2 separate regions of the Mus musculus genome follow, and region 2 is linked to region 1. Evidence: chromatin loops called from intact Hi-C (ENCODE). Cell type or tissue: left cerebral cortex. All regions are shown on one strand. Links, peaks and the distances in the headings refer to the core of each region. The heading gives the core; the rest is flanking DNA. Region 1 holds the start of Fbxw23. Region 2 holds the start of Fbxw16 (F-box and WD-40 domain protein 16).

Region 1 (16,222 bases), core at 4,859-12,858:
GTGTCAGCATTTGGAAGCTGATTATGGGGTGGATCCCTGGATATGGCAGTCTCTACATGGTCCATCCTTTCATCTCAGCTCCATACTTTGTTTCTGTAACTCCTTCCATGGGTGTTTTGTTCCCACTTCTAAGGAGGGGCATAGTGTCCACACTTCAGTCTTCATTTTTCTTGAGTTTCATGTGTTTAGGAAATTGTATCTTATATCTTGGGTATCCTAGGTTTTGGGCTAATATCCACTTATCAGTGAGTACATATTGTGTGAGTTCCTTTGTGATTGTGTTACCTCACTCAGGATGATGCTCTCCAGGTCCATCCATTTGGCTAGGAATTTCATAAATTCATTCTTTTTAATAGCTGAGTAGTACTCCATTGTGTAGATGTACCACATTTTCTGTATCCATTCCTCTGTTGAGGGGCATCTGGGTTCTTTCCAGTTTCTGGCTATTATAAATAAGGCTGCTATGAACATAGTGGAGCATGTGTCCTTCTTACCAGTTGGGGCTTCTTCTGGATATATGCCCAGGAGAGGTATTGCTGGATCCTCCGGTAGTACTATGTCCAATTTTCTGAGGAACCGCCAGACTGATTTCCAGAGTGGTTGTACAAGCCTGCAATCCCACCAACAATGGAGGAGTGTTCCTCTTTCTCCACATCCTCGCCAGCATCTGCTGAGCAAACGACACTGTTAATAACATAAACCAGCAAACAACATATTGGGAAAAGATCTTTACTAATCCTCCATCCAATAGAGGTCTAATATCCAATATATACAAAGAATTCAAGAAGTTAGACTCCACAGAATGATATAACCCTATTAAAAATTAGGAACAGAGCTAAATAGAGAATTCTCAATTGAGGAATCTGGAAGGGCTCAGAAACACCTAAAGAACTGTTCAGTATCCTCAGTCATCAGGAAAATGCAAACCAAAATGACCTTGAGATTCCACCTCACACAAGTCATAATGGCTAAGATAAAAAACTCAGGTGATAGCAGATGCTGGCAAGTATGTGGAGAAAGAGGAACGTGCCTCCTCCATTGCTGGTGGGAATACAAGCTGGAACAACCACTCTGGAAATCAGTCTGGTGTTTTTTCAGAAAATTGGACATAGTACCACCTGAGGACCCAGCTATACCACTCCTGGGCATATATCCAGAAGATGTTCCAACATGTAATAAGGACACATGCTCCACTATTTCATAGCAGCCATATTTATAAAACCCAGGAGCTAGAAGCAGCCCAGATATCCCTCAACAGAGAAATGGATACCGAAAATGTTGTATATTTACACAATGGAGTACTATTCTCAATCACTCTTAACTATAGAATTAATGTGTTTCTCATGGTAAACAATATAATCAACTATCATATTCATATGGTCACATTTTAAACTTTTTAAAATTTGTCTTTTAAATGAGAAGTTAAAATATTTCTCATGCTGCCAAATATATATATATATATATATATATATATATTTATAATATATCTGTTGTTATATATATAATACACAATTACATACATATATGTATGATATATATTATATATACATATATGTGTATATATAATATGTGTAATATATACATATATGTATAAATATATTCTGTCTCTCAGAAGAAAATATCCCCTGTTGCTCCTCTGCTCCACAAATGGTTTTTGTCTTCCTTGATCTCATCTTAAAGAGTGTTAATGCTGTTAACAGATTAATCTATTTGTAAACTTATAAGCTCCAGTATACCCAATCAGTTCCACCTCTCATGGACCACACAGACTCCATCTAGATAAGTACACCTGCCAATCAATGGCCTAAGTTTCTACCTGTTAACTATTCCAGGGGCTGGGACTGCTCTACTGTTACCTGGGATTGGGAGTCCTCTCACCCCAACCACCAAAACATAAGTGTTTCAAATGTACACTGGAGAAAATTTCTTTTTTCCCCAAAAGCATTTGATTTTAATCTCTTCGTCAAATATACATAACTGTTCCAGCACCTTGCTATATCCAGGTGTTTATTCAAAATCTACCTCCAGGACAGCTCCAGAGAAGCAACCCACGGATGTGTCAGCACCTGTTCTCACAGACACAAATTCTTCTACTAGACTTGTTCCTTCCTATCCACAGATGGTACCACAGATCCTGCACAGCGAGGAAACAAGAGACTCTCCTAAGACTAGACCAACACCCCATCCCCATTTTCTTAGTTTTTCCAGACATGTGGCCCCAAAGTCAGCAGGAAGCAGCTAAAGACACTGGACGGTTGGAGATTGATTTTTTGCTTTGATTGTGACTGTGCCCTGGTATTTTCCCTCTTCAAGGAAGAAACTGTTTTAGTGGAGCCCACAGTTAAAAGACTTTTAATTGTAAAAAGACTTTGGATTTTAAAAGAGATGGATATTTTGAAGAGATTGAAATTTTAAGAATATGTAAAGACTGTGGGACTTTTAAAGTTATTTAGATCTAACAATGACACTATTCCTGATTTACCTTTGCCTCTTTCTAGCTTCTCCTTTTTAAAATTAACCCAAAATGGAGGCATGTTAGCATTTCTTTAGAGCTCCACCCAACAGTTACTGTGCAAAAACCAGGTAGGCCTGGCTTGCTATAAAAGGAGCTGTTTGACCCCTCCTTGCTCTCTCTGCCCCTTCTGTCTGGTTCTTTGCCCTCCTTAACCCATTTTTCCCTCTTTCCCCTTCCCCCTTCCCTCTTCACTTTTGGTGACCTGCCTCTCCCCTCCTCTCTCTTCCTCTCCCCTCCCCTCCCTTTCCCTCCTCTCCCCTCCTGTCCCCTCCCCTCCCCTCCCTTCCCTTCCCCTCCCCTCCCTCCCGTTTTCCATTTCTCCCTCTCCAGCTTGCTCTGTCTCTACTGCTTTCTCAACTCTGCTTCACAGAACCTACATAAATTCTATTCTGCACTATACACATTGTATGTCTCCTACCTCAGGGGAAGGGATGCCTCAACATGGGTCTGCCTGCTGAGGCACACCTCCCACCTCACTATACTTTCCTCTACAAAACATATCCTAGTCTTTTTAAGAACACAACACAGTCTGCTTCTTTCTCTGTCTACCCTGGACTGTTCTAGGAATCTCTGGCCATTCTCTCATATGTATAATAAAAAGCCTTTATTATGTCATTGAGCAGTAATATCTACAATTTCTTTGCTGTACCCCCAACAACGAGCATGAAAAAAAAAATCAAAGCATTTCCAGAAAAGTCAGGAACAAGGCAATTATATCCACACTTCTACTCTCAGTTATTATGGTATTGTTTTAGCTAGAACAATAAAACAAGAGAAACAAACAACAGGGAGGCCAATAGGAAACAGAAGCGAGAGTTTCTTCATTTGCAGACACTATGAGGCTGTATTTGGAAACCCTATGATTCCTCTGGAAAACTCTGAGAACTGATAAACTCCCCCCAAATTGGCAGGCTATAGAAATAACATGGAAGAAAATCAGTGCCCTTCCCATGCAGCACTAAACAAAGTGAGGAAGGATCAGGGAAGCCTTCCCATTCACAGCAGCCTGGAACACCACCCTGAAGGGGCCTGCTGGGCATGGTATGCTCTTTTGATCCCAGAAGGCACAAGTTAGCAGATCTCAGAATTCGAGGCCAGCCTGGTCTATACAGTTAGTTTCTCTCAAGGCTCTTACAAAGTGAAACCCTGTTCCAAACCAGAAAAACAACAACAAACAAACCCTGATGGTTCAGCAGTACAGAGCAATTAATGCTCTTGCAGAGGACCCTAGCTGGTTTCCCAAAGCCTACACAACACCTGACAGCCTCTGGCCTCTGCCAGCTTACAGTCATCTGCAATTACAGTTTTTAAGGGACCTGGCACCCTCTTGTGATCTCCACAGGCAGCAGACACACATGGATTACACATACACATATCCCCTGAAAACACTCATACATAGAAAATAATTCATTTTAAAATAAATAAATAAATAAATAAAAATTAGGAAGAGGGATAAGTCAGGTGTGGTGTTGCAATGCTTTGATCCAAGCACATGGGAAGCTAAAGTAGATGGATCTGTATGGAGAATTCTGAGACAGCCAGGTGTGTACTGGGGGATGCTGTCTCATCATCCTCAACAACAAAAACATGAAATTAAAATTCATATGAGGGTATCTTTTGCTACTTGTCAGCCCGACTCACCTCGTGAATATCCCAGGTAGAAATCCTGTTCATGGAAGTCACCATACAGACAGCAGACATCCCTTGTCCATTTCTTGTTAAGTCATGTTTTGAGATATAATATGCATAAGCCCGAGATTCTGCAAGGAAACCCCAACAGTATGTGGACACAAGACAGTTGAGGGACAACTCTAACTGAAGGAGGTATGTTTTACTTCCCTCTGCCATGAAGAAGGCTTAGATAACAGCTGTGGAAAGGAGGAAGAGAGAGGCAGGCAAGCACACTGCAGGCTGGTCATTGGTTCAGATACATTCATTCTTTAGTCTGTTTCTATAGATATGAAATGGGTACTGGGCCTGGGCTGTAACTCCTAGGCAGAGTGCTTAGTTCTGTTCCTGGAGGCCTATAAACCTTAAACTGGTACTCATTTGGAGGCAGAAGATCCAAAGTTCAAGATCATTGGTTGTTTTTACATGAAGGGTTTGAGATCAGCATGTGGTACATGAGATCCAGTGAGAGAGAGAGAGAGAAGGAAGAAGAAGACGAAGAAGAAGAAGAAGAAGAAGAAGAAGAAGAAGAAGAAGAAGGAGGAGGAGGAGGAGGAGGAGGAGGAGGAGGAGGAGGAGGAAGAGGAGGAGGAGGAGGAGGAGGAGGAGGAGGAGGAGGAGGAGGAGAAGAAGAGGAGGAGGAGGAGGAGGAGAAGAAGAGGAGGAGGAGGAGAAAAGGAAGAAGAGGAAGAAGAAGAGGAGGAGGAGAAAGAAGAGGAAGAGGAGGAAGAGGAGGAGGAGAAGGAGAAGGAGAAGGAGGAGAAAGAAGAAGAAAATAATCAGGTATAGAGATATAGCAGTCTCATGAAGGCATGTACCAGTTCTTGAAATGAGGCCAGCCTAGGCTACAGATAAAGTTCCAGGCTCGACACAGCTATATAGTGAGACCTTATCTCAAATAAACAGAAAAAATAAAATTCATCCCTTCAGGAGAATGGATTCCATTAAGTTGTCTTCTGACACACAAACACTGTGCCATGTACACACCTCACATACACTAACACCAAACTAATAAATGTAAAAAATTTCAAAGCATCTCTCCATCAGAAAACTGGTCTAAGGAATTTTTTTGAAAGAGATAAATACTAAAGCCTATTTGGTAATTTCCCCAGTAAATTTTCTCTATACTCTGGGAAGGGTATGAAGCCTTCAGGGAAAGGGAACAATAGATCTGGTTTTATGATGTAGAACAACCACTCAGCATATCACAGAGTAGTTCCATGGCTAAACTAGTACAGGAGGCCCATGCTGTTAAACTACATTTCCCTTCCTCTTATCAAATGAGAATGAAGGACTGCACACACTGGGAAAAACCAAGGGGGTATCTCTTCTAGAGTACCCAAGCTTATACCAAACTCCACAGGAATTTCCTTGTAAGTGAAATCTTCTGGCTTTGCCCGGGACTTGGCGTGTTCTTGCCATGTTCTGTAAATGAAGAACTCTTTCCATGTCTCTTTGCCATGGAGCTGTAGGGTGACCATGTCACAGTAGAGCCATCTCTTCTGACACAACTTCCTGCAATGCAGAGTTGCAATCCCATTAGGCTGACCCCAGTCACCTCACTTTAGAGCCACTGTTACAGTGAGCAAACTTTTATTCACTAACCATCCTCATGCAGCAGAGGCCCAGGCCCAGAATCCGAAGGCCTCTTCTTCCCTCTCTGCTCCATCTGCAGCCTGATCCATTCTTTTAGTAGAATTTTTTTTTATCACTGTTACTGTTCTGAGATAGGTTGTCTAGTTGCCTGGGCAGGTTTTAAATTCTTGTGGGTGATTTTGACTCAAACTCCTGATCATCTTGCTTCCACCTCACAAGTGCTTCAATTATTGACATGTGCCACCACTCCTACCTCAATTAACCATATTTGAGGTCTTCAGAATGGATAATACTAACCCATGAATTTTAGATATATCTGTTTGCTATTCTGTAGGATGGAGCTCCTGTTGGTCAAGAGAAGCAGCCGAGTCCCTGAGACACTAATGTGTCAGAGCTGAGTTGACTGGCCTGAATAAGGTAAGTTTTAGGAGAAATTGAAAGAAGGAAGGAAGGACAAAAAGGAAGGAAGGAAGGAAGGAAGGAAGGAAGGAAGGAAGGAAGGAAGGAAGGACGGAAGAGGGGAAGCTCTGTGAATGTGATTCTGTGGTAGCTGAGACTCCAAGACTGAGTGGGAAAGGCCAAAGGGGCCTTTTGTAGGATGCACAGAATGGAGGAGTTCAGCCAAGGAGCTTTTACCTTGTTCACTTGGGCAACCTGTAGCAAACTGTAAGCATCCAGATAGGAGAAGATTTCCATCATAGGCATACTAGGTAAATGGTTCTCCATCTTATGTGGCCTAAGTCCACACTCACTCTCCTTTCTCCTCTCCAGCTTGCTCTGATTTTAAAGACTTGGCCAAAGATTTAGCAGGATTGCCAACCACAGCTCATCCGGCTCTGATTGGAGCAAGCTACAGCTGTGAAGACTCTCAGCCTGACTCCCCTTCCCCTCTCACTGCAGCCAGATGCACCCAGCTGAGAGTGCTCACACCTTAACTCACTCCACAGTGATTTTCACTGTGTAGATGAGCTCACAACCCCTTCCTTGCACTGTGGAGACCAAAAGCACGTGATCTGTGGCTGCCCCGATTGATGATGTACTTGTAAGAACGTTCTAGAAAATCCGGAGTAACACACTAATTTTCAACAGTTTCAATTGCTTATGTGAAGTCCATTAGGTTTCTCCAAATTCCTGGTGTAGGCAATCTGGTTTCCATGTTCATGTCTACCTTGAGACCTGAGTTAGATCAGCAGGGCCCACCTCTCTGTGCTTGCACAGCCTCTGAGATCATGTGCTTGTGTACTTAGCTTTCTCATAGAAAGTGGCAGTCAAAAAGGACACCTGATGTTTCCTGCTCATCTCTGCACATATACAGGCATGTGCACTCGTGAATATACTTTTACATGTACTGAACATGAATTCCAGGCCAGCCTAGGTGAAGGAGAGGAAAATTACTGTTTTATTAAAAAGAGAAAAGTAAAAGTGTCATGCTGATTTCATTCATGCTGTTTATATTACTAAGTAGAAATCAGAATTTATTTTCATTCTAAAATTACCTTCTCCTGTGCATCCACAGGAAGAGCTTATGTCCTGGACCCTGGAAACTGTGATCCTTTGTCCTTTAAGACAACAACTCAATGAACCCAACACTATGATAGAGTGCACACAGACATACACCATGGACATATGCATGCATGCATACTTACACATACACGCACACACATACAATGTGGATATATGTGTATATATCCACACAGCCAGTTTTTCAATTGAGGTCTCTTCTGATTCAGATTGTAAACAGTTTTGATGACTGCAGACCCCACTGCTGGCTTTTCTGCCACAGGGTTCCAAGTTAGATTCTGAAGCACTAGCAAAATGAAAGCAACCTAAAGAGGGGACGACAGGCCACACTACAGGCCCTGAAAGGAGCCAGAGTCCTCTTTGTGCTTCACTTTCTCAATTTTCTTTTTTATCTCTTATTATGTTCTCTCCTTTATTATTTTTGAGACACGGTCTCACTCTCTACCCTGACTGATTAGCCTGAATCTTCATATATAATGTAGGTCTCAAAATTAGAGATCTGTCTGCCTCTGCCTCCCAAGTGTTGGGATGAAAGATATGTACCTCACTTCATGGCTTTGACCTTTCTGTATGCATATTTTCTGAGCCAGCTGATGGTTCTGGCTTCTTTCTCTGAGTGACTGATTTAGATGTTGAAATGCAGAGCTGTTGTAACTCCTCATAACAGTTATGAGGCTTTGCTACCCCAGACACCTTAACAATGGATAGTATCCATTCATGTTGGAGATCTGATTATTTTTACTGCGTACTTATTTAAGGTGTGTGTGTGTATGTGTGTGCGTGTTTGTGTGTGTGTATGATTGAATGAGGAAGGATATTGTCCTATGATCTGAGCTGGCTTAGAGTTCACTGAGGAGTTTAGGTTGGCTTCAAACATGAAATTTCTTGCCTGCAGAAGCCAGGAGAGGTCATTTGAAGTTACAGACAGTTGTAAGCACCCATGTGGGTACTGAAAAATCAAACCCAGGTCCTCTGGAAAAGCAGCCAGTACTCTTATCCACTGACCCATCTCTCCAAACCTAAAGAGATTCTTCTTCTTGTTTTATTTAATCCAGTAGTTCAATAATGGCCATCTGGGAAAGAGACCATCAGGAGACCAGGAGAGATGAGCTGAAGAACCTTTTCTGAGGCTCTGATATTCACTGCACATTGTGAGCTGAAGATGGTTGTTGCAGTAACTTCTTGTGGCAGATGAACAAGTGAGTGTAAATGAGATGGGGGAGGTGGGAAAAATACTCTCTGTCCCAGGTTTAGACATTGTTTATCTAACACTGTCAGGGCCCTGTTCTCTGCAGAGGAACTAGAAGACAATCCACTCCTTGTCTCTGCCAGTTCCCAGCAGCTGCCCTGGCATCCCTGGACTTGAGAAGCATCACTCCATTCTCTGTCCCTGCCACCAATCATGATCTCATCCAAGTAAACATCCATTTCTGCTTTGTTGTATCTCACTACATAGCTCTGATGACCTAGGCTCACTATGTAGACAAGGCTGGACATGAACTCACAGGGATCCACCTGCCTCTGCCTGCTGCTGAGTGCTGGGATTAAAGGTATGTCCCATGATGCAGAAATTACTTTTGTTTTGTTTTGTTTTGTTTTGTTTTATTTCTAGACACAATTTCTCTGTGTAGCCTTGGCTGTCATAGAACTCACTCTGTGGGCCAGAATGACCCCCACCTCAGAGATCTGGAGGCTTCTACCTCCAGAGTGCTGAGATTAAAGACAAACACTGCCACCGTCACCCAGCTGGGATGTCTTTCTTTTTTCAGGTCACCTGTAAATATTGTCAGAGAACAACTGAGTAAATTAAGATAAGTTCCTCATTTGAGATGATAACCCAGTAATATCTTTGAATTTTCATTATGTGAATGAGCGTGTGTGTTTGTGAACTTGAGCACAGGTACACACAAAGGTCAAGGTGTCAGATCTTTCTGGTGCTAGAGTTGCAGGCAGTTGTGAGCCATCCCAGGAGATTCTGGGCATAGGACTGGAGTCTTCTACAGAGGTGGTATGTGCTCTTAATTGATAAGCCATGTCCAAAGTCCCACTCAGGCATATATTTTATCATATTAAATGACATTCACAGCTTTGTCGTATAGGCAATACAAGGCCAAAAGATTGGGACATAGATGTGTCTTTTAGAAGGGACCACCATCACAGGCCACTGCAGTTACTATATAAAGACGTATTTGCATGTTCACAATGGTTGGAAACCCTATAATACCTCCTTAACAACATTAAGGAGGGACTGAGAAAGAGTGCACCCAGGTTCTTAACCAGTGTCTGCTGGAAACCGTTGGTACCTTGCTGGGTATGGTAAGATGTCTGTAGCTCTTAATAACAGGCTTCAGTGAATTAACAGGTTAGGTTGGGAACCTTGCCATAATAGTCTTCAACTTCCAATAAGGCATGTGGATACTCTGAGCTTTCATAAAGAGAAAACAAAGGCTCAAGACACCTTATAGAGAGATGGAGAAGGAAGGAGGAAGGAGAAGCTCAGATCCTGCAGCCCAGGCAGTGGACAGAATACAGAAGGCTCTGAAGATGACTGAAGTCAGGAATACCACCTGACTGCAACCACATTAAACCTAGTCCTGTCTAGTTTTATGTCAGCTTGACACAAGTGCCTTAGACCCTCTTACATTCCTTGTCTGTCTAGGACGGGTCTCTAGGTGCAGATGGGCAAGGAGTCGGTGAAAATGACAGAGATGCACACAGGAGATTGTGTAGAATCTGAATGTATTGTCACAAAGTGAACACCAATCTTATATAATACATAAAATAAAGGGGGTCAGAAGTCACAGTAGGAAAAGTACATTGAAGTTACCTGACACAAAACAAAGGAAAGACTTCAAAAGGACTTACAGGAATCAGGTAAATGTTTACAGTTAAGATAAAGCAGTCCTGCCTAGGGTCAGCTTAATGACAGGTAAGGATTTCACACCCTAGTCACAACTAGTGCTACTCCTTTGAGCCTTGTGAAAGCTAGCACCATGGGGTTCTGCTCTAGCAGACCTTCTCATAAATAATGCAATACCACAAACCCCATATTTCTTAGGCCTTGATAAATTCTTGTATGAGTGTAACTTGGCTGTTCTTTTAAGTATCTGTGGAGAATCTCTGGAGGCAGAGTCAGGTGCATCTCTGAGTTTGAGGCCAGCTTGGTCTATAGCCAGTGCTCTTAACTGCCACATCATCTCTCCAGCCCTGGCCTGATTTTCCATTTTTTTGTAAGCCTCAGGGTAGGAAAGTCTTCCTGGATGTTGGGAGCAATCCCTGTTTGAATGTTAACTGCCTTGAAAGCCATAAGTTCTTACTTACAAAGTCTTGGCCTTAGTGGAAAAGTATGAGCTTAGTTGAGATTTCTGTGGGGAAAAGTTGAGGCCTCTGTGGGAAAGTACTACCCCAAATTAAGAACAAATAGCTATAGACCTTGTCGACAGGTACCTAGTAACACATTCTGTTCTGTTTCTCCTGCTGAACCTTTTATCTAGTCAATATCCTGCTTTTGGGAACAGGTGTGTTCCCCCAGAAACAAAGTGATTCTGTGTCATCCCCCTCCGCATATCCTGCTTCTGTGGGCATAAAACCTGCCAGTAAAAATAAAATGTGTCAGCTTGATCAGAATTTTTTGACTTGCTGTCTGTTCTTTATGTTTCTTGCCCCACCCCATTCTCTCCACAGGTGATTCCTCAGACCCTGTTCAACTGTCCTGTGGGCCTGGACAAGAAAGCTGCTCATCATTGGAGGGTAGGCCTACCTGCTCATCTTGAGAAGCACCAGAGATCGACTTCTGTTTGCTGAAGACGACACGGATTAACCCATTGTGAGACAGTCCAGGATGAATAGAAAATGAAGCAGCGCAGATCATAGGAGAAATATGGTAAGAAATGGGGCGACCATGTTTAAAGAAGTCACTTTTTGTGATAGGACTTTAAGGGTCACTCAAAATATGAGGAACTAGGTTTAAGAAAAAGGATTTCATAAAATTTTTAGATTTTGTGGGAGACATTTGTTCATGGTTCCTCCAGAGGGAACAATTGATGAGAAACGCTGGCATAGAGTTGGTGATTGTTTCAAAGATTATTATGAAGCATTTCCATCTATAAAGATACCTGTTACTGCTTTTAGCTACTGGTCCCTCATTAGTGACATTTTTAGAATCACCCCTGAATGACCAGATTTTCAGCATTTAGTGTCTGAGGGAGAGTAATCTCTTAAAGAATCCACCTTGCCCCCTCCTTCACCATCAAACACACCAGATGAGGGAACCGTATCCCATTACAAATGGCTGTGAGCCACTATGTGGTTGTTGGGAGTTGAACTCAGGACCTCTGGAAGAGCAGTCTATGCTCTTAACTGCTGAGTCATCTCTCCAGTCCTTGCCTTTTTTTTTTTTCCCCAAGACATTTTCTCTATGTACTCCTGGCTGTCATCGAACTTTCTCTGTAGACGATTTTCTCAAACTCACAGAGATCCAGCTGTCTCTGCTTCCTGTGGTTAAAGACAGCACCATCCACATCAGTAAATTTAAATTAACTATCACCACAGAATTTTTCATCCAAATAAGTCTATGCCCTCTTAAAAGGGCAGGGAAGCAGAAAAGCACATCGAACAATCTTTAAATTCTGACGCATTATCTCTTTGTGTCTTATCCAGCAAGGCTAAAGCAGAAGCATTCAATATAGACCACAGTAAATCAGTGGAAGAGGGGGGCCCCACAGGGAAAGTGGGCTGGGGCAGGAACAGTGGGGTGGGTACCTGGGAGTTGAGGATTGCTTGGGGATATAGGGTGGTGTAACTGGGGATTAGGCCCTATAGATGCTTTATATTTGTTGGGGATTTCCTTTTGTAGTTTAATCTTGAATGTCAATCCCCAATCTGTGCCCTCTTTATATATGCGCAACCCCCAAGAGAATCCTCTCTTGGTCCAGTCAGCAGTCCTTGTGGCTGTTGTAAAGCCAATTTGTAATGGGTTGCACCACCCTTGTCTAGAAGAATTGGGGGAACAATAGCTATTAAGGGGTTGCTTTCCAGGGTAGGTGACTTTGGAATTGGGGTAAAGTTGTTTAACTGTGACATAATCCCGAGGAGGATGGGGTCCAATAGGTATCCCCAGTGGTTTCACAGCCCCAAGAGGCGCAATAAAAGTCATTTTCATAGCCACATTTATAATTCAGAGATCTATCTCGATGAGTTCCCGGACAGACATATATACCTCCAGTGTGTAAGGCCAGGGCAGCAAGGCATATATCACTGCTGCAACCTGGATCAATCTTTTTATCACCTGTGTTAACTTCTGTTAATTGAGGCATATAATAATCAGGGGTGCTCCAGGCAGCGTCTGCACCCAATGCAAGGACACAGATGTCTACTTCTAACTCGGGCCAATGGGGTTCGGCACCAATCTTGGAGCTGGAGTTAGAGCAGCCCCAATGGCCAGGTTAATAGACTTAGAAACTTGTTGAGAAAACACATCTACCTCATTACAAAGCTTGACCATACCATTTATATCTAAACTCTTGGTTTTACCTCTCAGGGCAGCCCTACATGCTGAATTGGTGTTTTCAAGGGCAAGTTGTCGGACCAATGGACTCTCACTTTCCTCAGGTCCCAAAATTCTCTCAGCTGCTTCCTGCAATCTGGCAACAAACTGCGCATAGGACTCTTGGGGCCCTTGTATAATCTTGGTTAGGGGCGTAGTTAGGGCCCTTGCAGCAGGGACAGCGCACCAAGCTCCCAGGGCATCCTGTGCCATCTGGGCGAAGACACTAGGGGAGAGCCCTAATTCTTTTTTGTCTGCAGTGAAATTGCCTTTACCACAGATTTTATCAGCAGTCCAGGAGGCTGTCTTACTGGTAGGATTCTTTCTATTATTTGCAGCCAAATTTTCTCCTCTGTCCACAAACCCTGACTTCCAAGTTAAATATTGGCCTCTAGTGAGGACAGACTGAACAACTTTATTCCATTCATTGCATATCAAGTAGCCTTCTCCTGCTAAACTTTCTAATACAGATACTGTGAATGGGGCATTAACCCCATAATTTTTGACTGCTGAATGGAGATCTTTTACATGTCTCAGTTTTAGCTTTTTGTAGACTGGTTAGCTGTTGGTGTCCAACCCTTCATCGGGGGACATGCCACCCTCATCGGAATCAGAGTTTGCTTGATCCTCCTCCTCCTCATCACTCTCTGGTTCCCCCTGATCTTTATCGGAGGAGCCAGTGGGGGGTCCTCATGACCTGGAGCAGCCTGACGGGCTCGAGATCGGGTGAGGACAGGGAAAGTCAATTGTTCATTCTCTTGTTTCTGAGAGGGACCCTTACGGCCAGTTTGAGGGGTTTGGGGGATGGGACCTTGAAGGTCTCCCATGAGGGCCCTTTGTAGACTCTGAGTCTCTAGACTGAGGTCTTTTTGAAGTTCTAGAACATCTTTAAGATTGGTAATCTGAGTCTGAAGCTCTCTCTTAGTTTGAAGTAATCACTGAACGGACGGAGAAGCCAGCAATATGGGATGAGCGGTAGGGGCAATGGGGGACAAGTAAGGAGGGGGGTGGTATTTAAAGAGCTCCATGGCAATGTAGGCACCGGGTCCCAGACCATAGCGGCCCCATTCATAATTGAAAGCCTCTTCATCAAGTTCTGCCTCAGAAGAGGGATCAAGGGGGTCATTTGACAATTCTTTATATAAAATCGGATAAATTCTCTTGGGTTTTGTTGAGGGCTGAAGAGCACTCTTTTTTCCTGAAGCAGACCTAGCCTGGAGAGTGAGGGGAGTAGGGAGGGAATCTTTAGGAATAGGGTCATCAATTATCGACACGGGCGAACGGGAGTTTTCTAAAAAATCTTCAGTAAGGGCTAAGAGGCAGGCGCCTTCTCCGCCCTCTTCTGTCTGTTTAAGGAGATCTCTGACGATTCCCCAATAGCTAAAAAAGGACTCAGGGACATCTTCTCCTTCTTTTATTAAACTATTGATTTCTTTGCCTACTTTATTCCAGGTTAAAGGGTGTATTTCAGGGCCACTCAGTATCAGCCACGGACATCTTTCGTCCACAAAACAAAACAAAAAATTTATTAAATCCTTTTTCTTAACTCTTATCCCTCTCTCCTAAAGAGACCCCTTCATCTCCTGAATAAAAACTGTCTCTTTGGACAGAACATTCCCCATGGTGAATGGAACAATTTTATGCCCAGACTTACCTCTCGATGTCCGAGACACTCAAGCAAAGTGGCGGGGAACTGTCTCACTGTCTGCGTGGTACCTCTCAAATCCGTTGTCCAGAGGGTGGTCGTACCTCGTGCCCCACATCTGGCGCCACTTGATCCGTCCAGCAGGTCCAGTTATTCGAGGGTCTCGAGCGGCCCTTCTCCTAAGAACCAAATCGGGGGAGGGAGAGACAGACACCCAGTGCGAGGAACGACACGCGGAGATCAGTCTGATTAGCATCAAGGTGTCACTGTATTCAGCAAGGCTCAAGGCTTAAATGCACAAGCAAAAGGGGAAGTACTCCTCAGCAGGAGGGGTGGGGCAGTGGAAATGTACAAGTAAAAGGGGTAGTACAAGTACTTCTCAGCAGGAGGGGTGGGGCAGTGGAAATTTTTCTTTTGGCAGCTACAAGGGGAAGCAGGAACTTGGTGGTATCAGGGTACATCTTGAAGTCAGGACATCTGGCGCTGACTTAGGGCTGGAACATTCTGTGGTTGTTCTCGGAGCAGTGCATTGGTGGCCCGCTTTTGACCCCCTTTTCTTCTTGGGGAGAGAGGCCCAATTCAGAGATCAGGACAATTGTGTTGTCTTAATAGCTCCCAACAATACATACTTTAGAGTGCATGGCTGCCATGGGAAAACCACAGATTATTAAAACTGACAATAGCCTCGGTTATACAGGAACCAAGTTCCAATAGTTTTGTTCCAGTTTGATATTAAACATGTCACTGATGTTCTCTATAAACCTCAGGGAAAGGGCATCATAGAACAAGCCCATCAACTTTTAAAAAATATGCTTCAGGAGTTGACTGAAGTTACAGGTGCTAATTCCCCCTTCACGCCCCAAAATAGGTGTAATCATGCTCTCTTTGTTCTTAAGTTCTTGTCCCTGGATTATGAAGGCAGGTCAGCAGCTGACTGCATGTGGCATCCTAAGTCAAAAGATTCTTGTGCATTAGTGTGATGCACTAATCCCCTCACTGGACAATTGAAAGGACCAGATCCTGTCTTTATATAGGGATGAGGGTCTGCTTGCATTTATGAAAAAGAAAATGCTAGCCCAATATGGTTACCAGAGAGGCCAGTAAAAACTGTTAACCTGCCCATTTCCAGGATGGAGCATGTAAAAAATTGTTAACCCATCTTTGTCCAGAATGGAGTAATCGTTTCCTCCTGAGACAAATCTCATTTCTTTCTAAATGTTGGTCCAAATGAAGAAACTCCTGATCCTACTCCTGATCCTGTGGCTGACCAGAATGACCACCAACCATCAACTTCCTCCACTCAAATCTCCTAATCATAGACACCTCCCTTGAAATAATACTTGGGTGGTTCTCTCAGAGAGAAATGATGTTGTTTGGGCCACTTCTAAGACCTTCACCAATTTGATTTACTCTTTTTACAGCAGGGAGGGCTGTGTGCAGCCCTTAGGGAAGAGTGTTGCTTTTATGTGAATAAGATAGCAATGATCAAAAAAAACATGAAAAAGGTAAGAGAAAGCCTAGCAAAAAGACACACACACAAACACACTTGAAAGAGAGAGAGAGAGAGAGAGAGAGAGAGAGAGAGAGAGAGAGAAAGAGAGAGAGAGAGAGAGGAGAAGAGAGCTGGAAAAGTACTAGCTTAGTTGAGATTCCTGTGGAAAAAGGTGAGGCCTCTGTGGGAAAGTACTAACCCCAGTTAAAAACAAATAGCTATAGATCTTGTGGACAGGTA
Region 2 (16,222 bases), core at 2,975-10,974, 88 kb before region 1:
AAAGGTCATAGTATACATAGAAAGAAACTCTTGCATAAATCAGCACTGACTGCACAGTGGCAATCAGGTGTCATAATGGTGAGAGAAACCAGGAGTAATGTCTTCAAGAACCATAGTCATTGCCAGTCCTATGTTCTTTCTCACTCGTATTAGGGAACCTACCATCCCTCTCCCAGGGCATCATATGGACCCCTAGAACTCACAAAACCATAGAGAACAGAGATTATACCTACACACTGTGAGGCAGCCAGGTCAACAATGCTACCACAGCTCTAGCCCTGTTTCTTCCCCTAAGGCACTCAGCCCAGGAAGGTTCCCGGAGAACTATGGTCATGGCATCTGCATGGTATTGAAACAATGTCAGGAAGGTAGACCAATGAAATAGAATTGATAACCCAGAAATGAACACACATAACTACAGTCACTTGGTTTGACAAAGGAGCTAAAACCACCTAGTGGAAAACTAAGATAGATTTTCAACAAATGGTGCTGGTTCAACTGGCAATCAACATGTAGAAGAATGAAAATTGATCCATTCTTAACTCCTTGTAGAATGCTCAAGTCCAAGGACCTCCACATAAAACCAGATATACTGAATCTAATAGAAGAGAAAGTGGGGAAAGTTTCATACATTAAGGCACAGGGGAAAAGTTCTTGAACAGAACACCAATGTCTTATGTTCTATGATCAAGAATCAAATGGGACCTCATAAAATTGCAAAGCAATTTTAAGGCAAACGACACTGTTAATAACATAAACCAGCAAACAACATATTGGGAAAAGTTCTTTACTAATCCTCCATCCAATAGAGGGCTAATATCCAATATATACAAAGAACTCAAGAAGTTAGACTCCAGAGAATGATATAATCCTATTAAAAATCATTAACAGAGCTAAATAGAGAATTCTCAACTGAGGAATCTGGAAGGGCTCAGAAACACCTAAAGAACTGTTCAATATCCTTAGTAATCAGGGAAATGCAAACCAAAATGACCTTGAGATTCCACCTCACACCAGTCATAATGGCTAAGATAAAAAACTCAGGTGATAGCAGATGCTGGCAAGTATGTTGAGAGAGGAACACTCCTCCTCCATTGCTGGTGGGATTACAAGCTGGAACAAACACTCTGGAAATCAGTCTGGTGTTTTTTCAGAAAATTGGACATAGTACCACCTGAGGACCCAGCTATACCACTCCTGAGCATATATCCAGAAGATGCTCCCACATGTAATAAGGACACATGCTCCACTATTTCATGGCAGCCATATTTATAAAACCCAGGAGCTAGAAACAGCCCAGATGTCCCTCAACAGAGAAATGGTTACCAAAAATGTTGTATATTTACACAATGGAGGACTATTCTCAATCACTCTTAACTATAGAATTAATGTGTTTCTCATGGTAAACAATATAATCAACTATCATATTCACATGGTCAAATTTTAAAGTTTTTTTTTAATTTGTCTTTTAAATGAGAAGTTAAAATATTTCTCATGCTGCCAAATGTATATATATAAACACATTTATATATTTATAATATATCTGTTATTATATATAATACACAATTACATACATATATTTATGTTATATATTATATATACATATATGTATGTGTATATAATATGTATAATATATACATATATTTATAAATATATTGTCTCTCAGAAGAAAATATCCCCTGTTGCTCCTCTGCTCCACAAATGGTTTTTGTCTTCCTTAATCTCATCTTAAAGAGTGTTAATGCTGTTAACAGATTAATCTATTTGTAAACTTATAAACTCCAGTATACCCAATCAGTTCCACCTCTCATGGACCACACAGACTCCATCTAGATAAGTACAATCAATGACCTAAGTTTCTACCTGTTAACTATTTCATGGGCTGAGTCTGCTCTACTGTTACCTGGGATTGGGAGTCCTCTCACCCCAACCACGAAGACATAAGTGTTTCAAATGTACACTGGAGAAAATTTCTTTTTTTCCCAAAAGCATTTGACTTTATTCTCTTCCTCAAATATACATAACTATTCCAGCACCTTGCTATATCCAGGTGTTTACTCAAAATCTACATCCAGGACAGCTCCAGAGAAGCAACCCACAGATGTGTCAGAGCCTGCTCTCACAGACACGGATGCTTCTACTAGACCTGCTCCTTCCTACCAACAGATGGTACCACAGATCCTGGACAGCAAGAAAACAAGAGACTCTCCTAAGAGTAGACCAACACATGATACCCATTTTCCTAGTTTTTCCAGATATGTGGCCCCAAAGTCAGCAGAAAGCAGCTAAAGATCACAATGACACTATTCCTGATTTACTTTTGCCTCTTTCTAGTTTCTCCTTTTTAAAATTAACCCAAAATGGAGGCATGTTAGCATTTCTTTAGAGCTCCACCCAACAGTTACTGTGTAACAACCAGGTAGGCCTGGCTTGCTATAAAAGGAGCTGTTTGACCCCTCCTTGCTCTCTCTGTCCCTTCTGTCTAGTTCTTTTCTCTCCTTAACCCATTTTTCCCTCTTTCCCCTTCCCCCTTCCCTCTCCACTTTTGGTGACCTGCCTCTCCTCTCCTCTCCCCTCCCCTCTCCCCTCTCCCCTCTCCCCTCTCCCCTCTCCCCTCTCCCCTCTCCCCTCTCCCCTCTCCCCTCCCCTCCCCTCCCTCTCGTTTTCCATTTCTCCCTCTCATTTTCCATTTCTCCCTCTCCAGCTTGCTCTGTCTCTACTCCTTTCTCAACTCTGCTTCACAGAACCTACATAAACTCTATTCTGCACTATACACATTGTATGTCTCCTACCTCAGCGGAAGGGATGCCTCAGCATATGCCTGCCTGCTGAGGCACACCTCCCACCTCACTATACTTTCCTCTACAAAACATATCCTAGTCTTTTTAAGAACACAACACAGTCTGCTTCTTTCTCTGTCTACCCTGGACTGTTCTAGGAATCTCTGGCCATTCTCTCATATGTATAGTAAAAAACCTTTATTATGTCATTGAGCAGTAATGTCTAGAGTTTCTTCGCTGTACCCCCAACAATGAGCATGAAAAAAAATCAAAGCATTTCCAGAAAAGTCAGGAACAAGGCAATTATATCCACACTTCTACTCTCAGTTAATATGGTGTTGTTTTAGCTAGAACAATAAAACAAGAGAAACAAACAACAGGGAGGCCAATAGGAAAGCCAGAGTTTCTTCATTTGCAGACACTATGAGGCTGTATTTGGAGACCCCATGATTCCTCTGGAAAACTCTGAGAGCTGATAAACTCCCCCCAAATTGGCAAGCTATAGAAATAACATGGAAGAAAATCAGTGCCCTTCCCATGCAGCACTAAACAAAGTGAAGAAGGATCAGAGAAGCCTTCCATTTACAGCAGCCTGGAACACCACCCTAAAGGGGCCTGCTGGACATAGTATGCTCTTTTGATCCCAGAAGGCACAAGTTAGCAGATCTCAGAATTTGAGGCCAGTCTGGTCTACAGAGTAAGTTTCCCTCAAGTCTCTTACAAAGTGAAACCCTGTTCCAAACCAGAAAAACAACAACAAACAAACCCTGATGGTTCAGCAGTACAGAACAATTAATGCTCTTGCAGAGGACCCTAATTGGGTTCCCAAAGCCTACCCAACACCTGACAGCCTCTGGCCTCTGCCAGCTGGCAGCACCTATAAACTAACACAGGAACACACACATATATAATCAAAACTATGTCTCAAAAAAAAGTAATACCTAGGAGTACGCCTAACCTTCCATGAGAACAAACTCTATGATGAAAACTTTGAAACACTGACAGGCCCTGTACAGTTGGCTAAGCAGAGGACTAGAGTTCTATGCCCGCAGACCCAGTGCCCACAGCTTACAGTCATCTGCAATTACACTTTTTAAGGGACTTGGCACCCTCTTGTGTTCTCCACAGGCAGCAGACACACATGGATTACACATACATATATCCCCTGAAAACACTCATACATAGAAAATAATTCATTCTAAAAATAAATAAATAAAAAGTAGGAAGAGGGAAAAAATCACGTGTGGTGTTGCAAAGCTTCCATCCAAGTACATGGGAAGCCAAGGTAGATGGATCTGTATGGGGACTTCTGGGACAGACTGGTGTGTACTGGGGGATCCTGTCTCATCATCCTCAACAACAAAAACATGAAATTAGAATTCATATGAGAGTAACTTTTGCTACTTGTCAGCCAGACTCACCTCGTGAATATCCCAGGTAGAAATCCTGTTCGTGGAAGTCACCATACAGACAGCAGACTTCCCTTGTCCATTTCTTGTTAAGCCATGCCTTGAGATATAATATGCATAAGCCCGAAATTCTGCAAGGAAACCCCAACAATATGTGGACACAAGACAGTTGAGGGACAACTCTAACTGAAGGAGGTATGTTTTACTTCCCTCTGCCATGAAGAAGGCTTGCATAACAGCTGTGGAAAGGATGAAGAGAGAGGCAGCCATGCACACTACAGGCTGGTCACTGGTTCAGATACATTCATTCTTTAGTCTGTTTCTATAGATACCAAATGGGTACTGGGGCCTGGGGTTTAACTCCTGGGCATAGTGCTTAGTTCTGTTCCTGGAGGCCTATAAACCATAAACTGGTACTCATTTGGAGCCAGAAGGATCCAAAGTTCAAGGTCATTGGTTGGTTGTTTTTACATGAAGGGTTTGAGATCAGCATGTGGTACATGAGATCCAGTCTGAGAGAGTGAGAGAGAGAGAGAGAGAGAGAGAGAGAGAGAGAAAGGAAGAAGAAGAAGAAGAAGAAGAAGAAGAAGAAGAAGAAGGAGAAGAAGAAGAAGAAGAAGAAGAAGAAGAAGAAGAAGAAGAAGAAGAAGAAGAAGAAGAAGAAGAAGAAGAAGAAAAATCAGGTGTAGAGTTGTACCAGTCTCATGAAGGCATGCACCAGTTCTTGAAATGAGCCCAACCTAGTCTACAGATAAAGTTCCAGGCTCGACACAGCTATATAGTGAGAACTTATCTCAAATAAACAGAAAAAATAAAATTCATCCTTTCAGGAGAATGGATTCCATTAAGTTTTCTTCTGACACACAAACACTGTGCCATGTACACACACACACACACTAACACTAAAATAATAAATGCAAAAAATTTCAAAGCATCACTCCATCAGAAAACTGGTCTAAGGAATTTTTTTGAAAGAGATAAATACTAAAGCCTATTTGGTAATTTCCCCAGTAAATTTTCTCTACACTCTGGGAAGGATATGAAGCCTTCAGGGAAAGGGAACAATAGATCTGGTTTTACGATGTAGAACAACCACTCAGCATATTACAGAGAAGTTCCATGGCTAGACTAGTACAGCAGGCCCATGCTGTTAAACTACATTTCCCTTCCACTTATTAAATGAGAATGCAGGACTGCACACACTGGGAAAAACCAAGGGGGTATCTCTTATAGAGTACCCAAGCTCATACCAAACTCCACAGGAATTTCCTTGTAAGTGAAATCTTCTGGCTTTGCCCGGGATTTGGCATGTTCTTGCCATGTTCTGTAAAAGAAGAACTGCTTCCATGTCTTTTTGCCATGGAGCTGTAGGGTGACCATGTCACAGTAGAGCCATCTCTTCTGACACAACTTCCTGCAATGCAGAGTTGCAATCCCATTAGGCTAACCCCAATCACCTCACCTTAGAGCCATGGTTACAGTGAGCAAACTTTTAATCACTAACCATCCTCATGCAGCAGAGGCCCAGGCCCAGAATCTGAAGGCCTCTTCTTCCCTCTCAGCCCCATCTTGTCCCCTCCTCCCATCCCACCCTGCCCCTCTCATTACCTCCACAGGACATCACTGCTGGCAAGTGCATTCCAGTTCTATGGGAGAGAAAAGAATCCTTAAACCAACAACTGCTCCTCTCTCCTGTTCTCCATTTGTTCTGGGCTCAGCCTACACAGGTTAATCAAACAGTCCTAGCTCTCCTGGCCCAGCAAGCCTGGAGAGACTTACCCCAGCAAACACAAGTCACCTTGTGAGAGCTCAGTGGAAGGAGCGCCAGGCTCAAAGTCTGACAAAGGATATCAAGGATGTCACATATTAGCAACATATCTCCAAAGTGCAGCCTGTTCCATTCTTTTAGTAGATTTTTTTTTTATATCACGGTTACTGTTCTGAGATAGGTTGTCTAGTTGCCAGGGCTGGTTTTAAATTCTTGTGGTTGATTTGACCCAAAACTCCTGATCATCTTGCTTCGACCTCACAAGTGCTTCAATTACTGACATGTGCCACCACTCCTACCTCAACTAACCATATTTGAGGTCTTCAGAGTGGATAATACTAACCCAGGAATCTGAGGTATATCTATTTGCTATTCTGAAGGATGGAGTTCCTGTTGGTCAAGAGAAGCAGCTTAGTCCCTGAGACACTAATGTGTCAGAGCTGAGTTGACAGGTCTGAATAAGGTAAGTTTTAGGAGAAATTGAAGGAAGGGAGGAAGGAAAAAAGGAAGGAAGGAAGGAAGGAAGGAAGGAAGGAAGGAAGGAAGGAAGAGAGGAAGGGAGGAAAGAAGGAAAGAATGAAGAAAGGAAGGAAGGAAGGAAGCCTGTGAGAGTGTGTTGCTGGGGTAGCCGAGACTCCAAGACTGAGTGGGAAAAGTCAAAAGGGCCTTTTGTAGGGTGCACAGAATGGAGGAGTTCAGCCAAGGAGCTTTTACCTTGTTCACTTGGGCAACCTGTAGCAAACTGTAGGCATCCAGATAGGAGAGGATTTCCATCATAGGCAAACTAGGTAAATGGATCTCCATCTTCAGTGGCCTAAGTCCACACTCACTCTCCTTTCTCTTCCCAGCTTGCTCTGATTTTAAAGACTTGGCCAAAGATTTAGCAGGATTGCCAACCACAGCTCATCTGGCTTTGATTGGAGCAAGCTACAGCTGTGAAGACTCTCAGCCTGTCCCCTGCCCACATCACTGGAGCCAGAAACACTCAGCTGAGAGATCTCACACCTTAACTCACTCCACTGTGATTTTTCACTGTGTAGATGAGCTCAAAAACCCCTTTCTTGCACTGTGGAAACCCAAAGCACATGATCTGGGGCAGCCCTGATTGATGATGTACTTGTAAGAACTTTCTAGAAAATCCCGAGTAACACACTAATTTTCAATAGTTTCAATTGCTTATGTGAAGTCCATTAGGTTCATGTCTACCTTGAGACCTGAGTTAGATCAGCAGGACCCACCTCTCTGTGCCTGTACAGCCTCTGAGATCATGTGCTTGTGTACTCAGTGTTCTAGTAGAAAGTGGCGGTCAAACAGGACACCTGATGTTTTCTACTGGTCTTTGCACATACACAGGCATAGGCACTCCTGCATATACTTTTACATGTACTACATACAGAGGTGGTATATGCTCTTAATTGATAGCCATGTCCAAAGTCCCTCTCAGGCATATATTTTATCATATTAAATGACATTCACAGCTTTGACAGATAGGCAATACAAGGCCCAGAGATTGGGACATAGATGTGTCTTTTAGAAGGGACCACCATCACAGGCCACTGCAGTTGCTATATAAAGACATATTTGCATGTTCACAATGGTTGGAAACCCTATAATACCTCCTTAACAACATTAAGGAGGGACTGAGAAAGAGTGCACCCAGGTTCTTAACCAGTGTCTGCTGGAAACCGTTGGTACCTTGCTGGGTATGGTAAGATGTCTGTAGCTCTTAATAACAGGCTTCAGTGAATTAACAGGTTAGGTTGGGAACCTTGCCATAATAGTCTTCAACTTCCAATAAGGCATGTGGATACTCTGAGCTTTCATAAAGAGAAAACAAAGGCTCAAGACACCTTATAGAGAGATGGAGAAGGAAGGAGGAAGGAGAAGCTCAGATCCTGCAGCCCAGGCAGTGGACAGAATACAGAAGGCTCTGAAGATGACTGAAGTCAGGAATACCACCTGACTGCAACCACATTTAACCTAGTCCTGTCTAGTTTTATGTCAGCTTGACACAAGTGCCTCAGACACTCTTGTGTCCCTTTTGTGTCTAGGACGGGTCTCTAGGTGCAGATGGGCAAGAAGCCGGCAAAAATGACACACAGATGCACACAGGAGATTGTGGAGAATCTGAATATATTGCCACAAAGTGAACACCAGTCTTATATAATACATAAAATAAAGGTGGTAGGAAGTCACAGCAGGCAAAGTATATTGAAGCTACCTGACACAAAACAAAGGAATGCCTTCAAAAGGACTTACAGGAACCAGATAAATGTTTACAGTAAAGATAAATCAGTCCTGGTTAGGGTCAGCTTAATGACAGGTAAGGATTCCACACCCTAGTCACAATTAGTGCTACTTCTTTGAGCCTAGTGAAAGCTAGCACCAGAGGGTTCTGCTGTAGCAGACCTTCTCATAAATAATGCAATACCACAAAGCCCCTATTTCCTAGGCCTTGATAAATTCTCATATGAGTGCAACTTGGGCTGTTCTTTTAAGTATCTGAGGAGAATCTCCATTTGTCAGAAGAATTCACCACTTGCTTCTAATATGCAATGTAGCCTGCTATACCTGGCTGTAATGAAGATTCCTGTCTTAGTGGGATTCCCTAACTTTTACATGGTAAACCCACCTATTAGCTAGGCCATTGTGTATGGGTGAGACTGGCTACTGCCTCAAGTAAACACTCTGCAGACCAGCCCTGAGCTATTCCAAGCTTCTCGGCTTCAAGCATTTTCTAGGATGTTGGTACACTGGCTAAGGCTTAGCTATGTCAGAATTCAATCTTTAAAGGCACTTATAATAAAATAATACTAAAAGAGAGCACATGGATCCATACACCAGACTAATGCGGCGATAGGGTATGAGTACACAGGTTATGAGAATGCCAAAGTTCCAGGAGGTGAGTTCCTTTTGAAATTCTATGCCTCATGAGTGCTCCCAGGCCTCTCCGCCTGACAAGCAAACTTCCCTGGAGTGTGCGTTGCACACAAAGCTACAGTCATCTGAGTCTAGGGAACCTCAATGGAGAAAATGTCTCCAAGTGATAAGGCTGTAGGCAGTCCTGTAGGGCGATTTCTTAATTAGTGATTGATGTGGGAGGGCCCAGCCCATTGTGGGTCATGGCATAAGGCAAATGGTAAACTTGGCATGAATGATTTCTTTAAACCTAAGTATTTATATAGTCAAAAATAGGCAGGGATCCAGGCACTCATCATTAGTTTCAGCACTCTGGAGACAGAGTCAGGTGCATCTCTGAGTTTGAGGCCAGCTTGGTCTACAGCCAGTGCTCTTAACTGCCACATCATCTCTCCAGCCCTGGCCTGATTTTCAGTTTTTCTGTAAGCCTCAGGGTAGGAAAGTCTTCCTGGCTGTTGGGAGCAACCCTGTTTGAATGTTAACTGCCTTGAAAGCCATAAGTGCTTACTTAGAAAGTCTTGGCCTTAGTGGGAAAGTATGAGCTTAGTTGAGATTTCTGTGGGGAAAAGTTGAGGCCTCTGTGGGAAAGTACTACCCCAAATTAAGGACAAATAGCTATAGACCTTGTCGACAGGTACCTAGTAACACATTCTGTTCTGTTTCTCCTGCTGAACCTTTTATCTAGCCAATACCCTGCTTTTGGGAACAGGTGCGTTCCCCAGAAACAAAATGATTCTGTGTCATCCCCCTCCCCATATCCTGCTTCTGTGGGCATAAAACCTGCCTGTAAAAATAAAATGTGTCAGCTTGATCAGAATTTTTTGACTTGCTGTCTGTTCTTTGTGTTTCTCGCCAACCCCATTCTCTCCACAGGTGGTTCCTCAGATCCTGTTTAACTGTCCTGTGGGCCTGGACAAACTGGCACCTGGAACAGGGATCCCAGGGGACCCCAGGGATCCCAGAGGAGAGAAAGCTGCTCATCATTGGAGGGTAGGCCTACCTGCTCATCTTGAGAAGCACCAGAGAGCAACTTCTGTTTGCTGAAGATGACAAGGATTAACCCATTGTTAGACAGTCCAGAAGGAAAAGAAAATGAAGCAGCGCAGATCATAGGAGAAATATGGTAAGAAATGGGGCGACCATGTTTAAAGCAGTCACTTTTTGTGATACGACTTTAAGAATCACTCAAAACACGAGGAACTAGGATTAAGAAAAAGGATTTCATGAAATGTTTAGATTTTGTGGGAGACATTTGTCCATGGTTCCTCCAGAGGGAACAATTGATGAGAAATGCTGGCATAGAGTTGGTGATTATTTCAAAGATTATTATGAAGCATTTGCATCTATGAAGATACCTGTTACTGCTTTTAGCTACTGGTCCCTCATTAATGACATTTTTAGAATTACCCCTGAATGGCCAGATTTTCAGCATTTAGTGTCTGAGGGAGAGTCCACCTTGCCCCCTTCTCCACCATCAAACACACCAGATGAGGGAACCTTATCCCATTACTAATGGCTGTAAGCCACTATGTGGTTGTTGGGAGTTGAACTCAGGACCTCTGGAAGAGCAGTCTATGCTTTAAACTGCTGAGTCATCTCTCCAGTCCTTGCTTTCTTTTTTCAAGACATTTTCTCTATGTAGTGCTGGCTGTCATCGAACTTTCTCTGTAGACAATTTTCTCAAACTCACAGAGATTCTGCTGTCTCTGCTTCCTGTGGTTAAAGACAGCACCATCCACATCAGTAAATTTAAATTAACTATCACCGCAGAATTTGTCATCAATAAAGAGGAGCATGTGACATCTCAGCTCTTCAGAGGGTAAAGGCACTTGCAACTGACCCTCATGACTTGAGTTTGGTCAACAGGACCCAGGAGGTAGAAGGTGGAAACCGGCCCTCCAAAGCTGTCCTATGGCTTCCACGGGTGTGCCAAGGGAAACATTAATTTAAAATAATTTTAAAATGGGACTGCAGAGAAGAATCAAGAATTAAGAGCACACACTATTGTTCTATGGTGTTTGATTTTCTCTGCCTGTAAGGTTTACATCCACCTGTAACTACAGTTCCCGGAGGTTCTGTGTCTGATATGTATCAGCCTCTGGTCTCCAGGGCATCTCATGTCATATTCATAATCCACCATCTCCATATATCAAGCCACCTGTATATATAACTCCCCAGCATATGCCACCCACAGAATGTAACCCATAACATATGCTACTCTATCCATTTGCCATCCCCAATATCTGCTACCCATAGGATATACCACCACAACATCTGCCATCCCCAATATGTGCTATTCCACAGCATTTGCCACCCACAGTACCTGTGTCCCCCAGCATATACTGCCCCTCCATATATATATAACTAAAATATTTTTAAAAATTTTTTTGTTGTTTAACAAAAGATAATATTGGAGGCTGGCAAGATGGATGAGCAGGCAATAACACTGACTGCTCTTCCAAAGGTTCTGAGTTCAAATCCCAGCAACCATATGGTGGCCTAAAACCATCTGCAATGAGATCTGACACCCTCTTCTGGTGTGTCTGAAGTAACCTACAGTGTTAATATGTATAATAATAAATAAGACTTTGGGCATCATCAAGCAGCAACTGAGTGAGCTGAGTTGACTGGAGTGAGCATGGCTGACCAGAGTGAACACAGGTCCTAAAAAGTTCAATTTCCAACACTATATGAAGGCTCACAACTATCTGTACTATGTGCATCTACAGTGTACTCACCCACATTAAATAAATAAATAAATAAATAAATAAATAAATCTTATTTAAAAAGACAATCTGGTCATGGCGACTCTTGCTCTTAACCTCAGTATTCAGTGGACCAAAGTAGGAGATCTCTTGTGCTCATCAATGAATTGGGCTACACAATGAGCTCTATCTTATGTGAACACTCCTACCAAGCCATCCTCAAAGTCAATCAAACCAACAAAACAAAATCCAGGTAGACAATTTAAGTGAAATAAGGTTCTGGGCTTGTTAGTCATGCAATGGGAGCTGCCCACCAGTAACCATGCTGTTAGCCACAAGGCAAGGCCAGCGCCTTCAGGTGCCTTCAAATTTCCATTTGTGCTTCAGCAAAAAGTACAGAAAAAGTAAGTAGAAGTATTTTTGTCTCACTTTATGCCCTTTGAATGTGTGTGTTCCTGGATCTCACCCAGAATTACAGACCCAAGTCTGCAGTCCATGACTCCTGGAGTAGGACTTTAAATTGAGCATGCTCAAGAAGTGCCTGACACATAAGCACCTTCCCTTGTTAATGTGTACAGGATCCCAGAATAAATCCTCCCAGTCCCTTTTTTGATGAGGGCACTTCCCTTCCATACCCTTTTGTTTATGACTTTGCACTCACCAGGACATGACCCAGTTGTGTTCATTCACACTGACTGATACTAGGTGACAGTTTGTCACAGAAGGCAGGCAGCTACTAAGATACTGATGAATGGGCAGTGTATCGAGTGGTCACATGTTGGATAAAGCCATGATCCTTGCCCTGGATGGGAAGGGGGAAGATTTCTTCACACTGCTCAGAGTAATATGGGTGGAGGCTAATGTTCAAGGTCAGCCTGACTGAATTTGGGATCCCCAGGAGACAGACCTTGGGGACTCCACTGAGATGGACTGTCTCCTCTTACGCCAGTGAGCCCAAACAAGCTGTCCCTTAAGTTGCTTTTATCAGATACTTAACTGTCACAGCAATGAGAAAAGTAACCAGTGTAATATGTTTTATTTGTTCATTTTGGCATTTGTAGGATAGGGTTTTGTCCTGGAACTCACTGTGCAGACCTGCCATGCTCCTACCTCTACTTCCCATTTCGTTTTTGAGACAACCCTGCTACATAACTCTGGCTGTTCTAGAAACATGCTATGTGGACCAGAATGGTCTTGAACTCAGATTCCCCTGCCACTACCTCCTGAATGCTGAAATGAAAAGTGTCACCACTATGCCCCAAGGTTAAAGATGTATTTTTGTTTTATATATGACTGGTTTTGCCTGCATGCACGTCTGTGCACTGCATGCATGCTGTACCCACAGAGTGCAGAACATGGCATTGGATTGGATCCTTTGAAACTGGAGGTTCCAGTATCAAAATAGTAAAACTTATATTGTGACTAGTTGTGTATTCATGGATCAAACACAGCATTTTGGGTGTCCTAGACAAGCCATATATATATATATATATATATATATATATATATATATATATATATATATGTATATATATATATGTATATATATATATGTGTGTGTGTGTGTATATATATGTATACACACACACACACACACACACACACACACACACACACACATATATATATATATATCCGCAGCCTATATCCAGAATTATCTATTTAATATTTTCAGATGGTTTTCCATGGGTAACTGAAATAACAGAAAGAAATCCTTGCCTAGGGAAAGAGGACTACAGTTCAGCCTTCATTGTGTTGAGAGCAGACCCAGATTTATCCCAAAGGGTTTTTAACACAAGTCTATGGGTGGTGATTAAAAATGGATTTTTCTTTTAATATTTTTACTGGATAGAATATACTAATCAATTGTGGGTCTTGGGGGATGGTTCGTCTTGAGTAAAGTTTTGACTGCTTGAAGTTTGAGTGTCTAAGTTCTGATCCTCAGTAGTGTTGGAATAGTCAGGTACAGCATGTTATGGCTATAACTCCAATGCTGGAAGTCAGTCTAGTGGAAAGTGTCAGCCCTAGGTGAGATATTAGTGAGATAATCTGTTTTCAAAAAAAGATGGAGGGCTAGCAAATGCTCTGTCAGTAAACCTCTTCCCAGCAAAACTCATGACATGACTTCAATCTCTGCAACACACTGGTACAAGGAGAGTACTTAGTTCTGCAAGTTGTCTTCTGACTTCGGCATGTGTATTGTAACCCTCCTTCTCCCAAATAAATATAGTAATTGATTTTTAAAATGTAGAGGAAAAGAGGGGAACATGAACACAGATCTCACGCCTCCATGTGTACATTCACACATGAATGTACTCAGATTGATAACTTTAAATGAATTGATATTTTTTAAAAATTAATTTCATAAAAATAAATGAAAATAAAAATTGTATGTATATGTGGTTTGAAGTTTTCCAAAACAAAACATATGTGTGTTCTGTCTAGATGTATGTATGTGCACCATGTTCAAGCCTTGTAACAGAGGACCAGAAGAGGGTGTTGGAATTCTTACAACTAGAGTAACAGATGTGAATTGCCTTGTGGGTACTAGGAAATAATGTGGGTCCTCTGTAGATCTGAAAATGCTGTTACCCACTGAGCTGTCTCCTAAGTGCTTCCCTATGCTGCTTACAATGTCACCAATGGAATGGTATCTCGATGAAGAGTCCCTATAAAGGGAATTACCTTGATTAGTTCTTTGTGATCAACAGCTCTATGAGTAACATTTTGAAGCCCCAGGTTATGATTGGAAACTGTGGAAATGGGAGGTCTCCTCAACCCTCCTTTGATTAGTCAACTACAACTTCCTGACAACCATTAGTGTTGGTCATTAATCTGATACTACCCACACTGGGGTGGGGGAAATTTTGATTAATTGCTGTGGGGCCTTGCGCTATGCACAGACAGGCTGGTCTACAGTGGAGCTGAGATGATGAGCCCTGGGACCGGTGGTCATCATTTACCTACATGGGATGGAAGGAGTTCACTCATGCTCCTGGAATTCAGGCTCCTGCCTAAGTTACTGCCCCCCACAGCCCCCACAAGAGAAGCATGCCTAGCAGTCACATAGGCAATGTCCCAAGCTTCTGACCTTCAGGCTAGACTTCTCCCCAGTTACCTAGCAACAGAAAAGTTAGCAGCTCACTTTAAAAGGGGCTGTTTGGCCCCTCCTTACTCTCTCATTCCTTTGGTCTCTTACCTCTCACTTCTCTCACTCTTCTCTCCTCTCTCTTTATCTTCTCCTCTCCCCTCCCCTACTCTCCCCTCCCCTCCCATCTTCTCTCTTCTCTTACTTTCTTTCTCTCTAGCCTTCTCTCTCTCTCTCTCTCTCTCTCTCTCTCTCTCTCTCTCTCTCTCTCTCCCTTCTCTCTTTCTTCCTGCCTTTCTACAATAAAGCTCTAAAACCATAGACAGTCTCTGCTCATCAAGGTTTCACTTAAACTTGCATGCGTGGGAACCTCTCTTCTTTCTTCCCTCTCTTTCTTTCTTCCCTCTCCCCATTAACTTTGGGGCTACAGGGTGTGGCCCCGGGGCCTGCTGGTTGGGCTGACCTTTGTTCACAAACCCCCCCATCCCCATCAAGTGGGTCAGAGGCTTGGATGCCCACCTGGGGCTGAGTGGAAAGCGTCTGGCAGCCCTCCCATGTCTGGTTTTCAAGAGCATAGGTGGAACTCTGGCAGGATGTGGATGCCTCTTCCCCCTTCTTCCCCAGTCCCCTTTTTTAGTTCCCACAAATTGCCCCTGAAAGATGTCTACTGATAGGGCTTCTGTGACTGAGGAAAAATGTGACTCAGGTCTTGGCTGGTGAGGACAGATCAGAAGTGGGCTGAATTTCTATGCTAGTCTACATAGATGTGAAGATCACCCTATGTTCAAGTATGAGGGTGCACACATGTGTACACATGTAGTAAGAGTGTGCAAGAGCTCACACTCATGCAATAACATCCATGTGGAGTTCAGAGACCAACTTGGGGAATTAAATCTCTTCCTGCTGCATGGGTTTCATGGAGTGAACAAGCCGGACATTGGGCTTGCCTAAAGCTCCCTCATCTACTGAACCGTATGATTTGCACAACTTTTATTTTTAAAATCTTGTTTCAAAATAATCTTGTTCATAAAACCATCATGAAATTAATCTGTGACACCTCATATCATGCTAGGTCCTCAGCTGACAGGAAGCCCAGTGCAAATAGTGGGTTGTGCTATGTTGGAGACCACACCGTGAGAAAGTAAGCCTTTCGCAGTTTCCCACCCTAATAAGCCAAATGGCCTTGTGTTAAGGAGCCAGTCACCTCCTCCTCCCTATCTCTTCCTGGCAACTAAGACCCTAAAAAAGCTGAATTATAATTCTCTCTTCCTTATCTCTTCCTGACTCCCAAGATTTCTAAGGACCTGAGTTATGTGCTGAGCCCGACTTGACACCCTGGGCTGTTAAGGAGGAATCTACATTCCTGAGATAAGACTCAGGGTGCCTCCCGCCTACAGTCAGAATCCAGCCTTCATGTCCCCAGATGCCTACTTCTTTGTTCTTTGTTAATTCCCCCGCAGCCCCTCCCTACTTACCCTCACTGTGTGCTTATAATCAGGCTCCTAGCCTTCATTAAATAGACCTTGACAGGAATCCTCTTTGGTCTCGCTCTT

Evidence for each region. Hi-C counts contacts between places; a loop is a spot of excess contacts. Peaks named below come from ENCODE experiments on the same cell type or tissue, not always from the same donor. Only the 100,000 strongest peaks of a DNase experiment are listed, where the experiment ranks them.
Region 2: a loop joins it to region 1, with 12 times the contacts of the local background. A loop is called at or near these places in 14 of 42 quality-filtered maps.

The regions. Positions count from the first base shown.
Region 1 is chr9:109,528,321-109,544,542 of GRCm38, forward strand. Fbxw23 reads right to left here and starts at 14,869. Exons shown (of 10, transcript XM_017313742.1): 1 at 14,500-14,869; 2 at 11,061-11,100; 3 at 5,444-5,698. The coding sequence starts at 11,068. In left cerebral cortex, for the core only: no CTCF peak of the experiment used is centred there; no DNase peak of the experiment used is centred there.
Region 2 is chr9:109,442,348-109,458,569 of GRCm38, forward strand. Fbxw16 (F-box and WD-40 domain protein 16) reads right to left here and starts at 6,793. Exons shown (of 10, transcript NM_177070.3): 1 at 6,672-6,793; 2 at 5,798-5,835; 3 at 5,440-5,603; 4 at 4,202-4,320. The coding sequence starts at 6,761. In left cerebral cortex, for the core only: no CTCF peak of the experiment used is centred there; no DNase peak of the experiment used is centred there.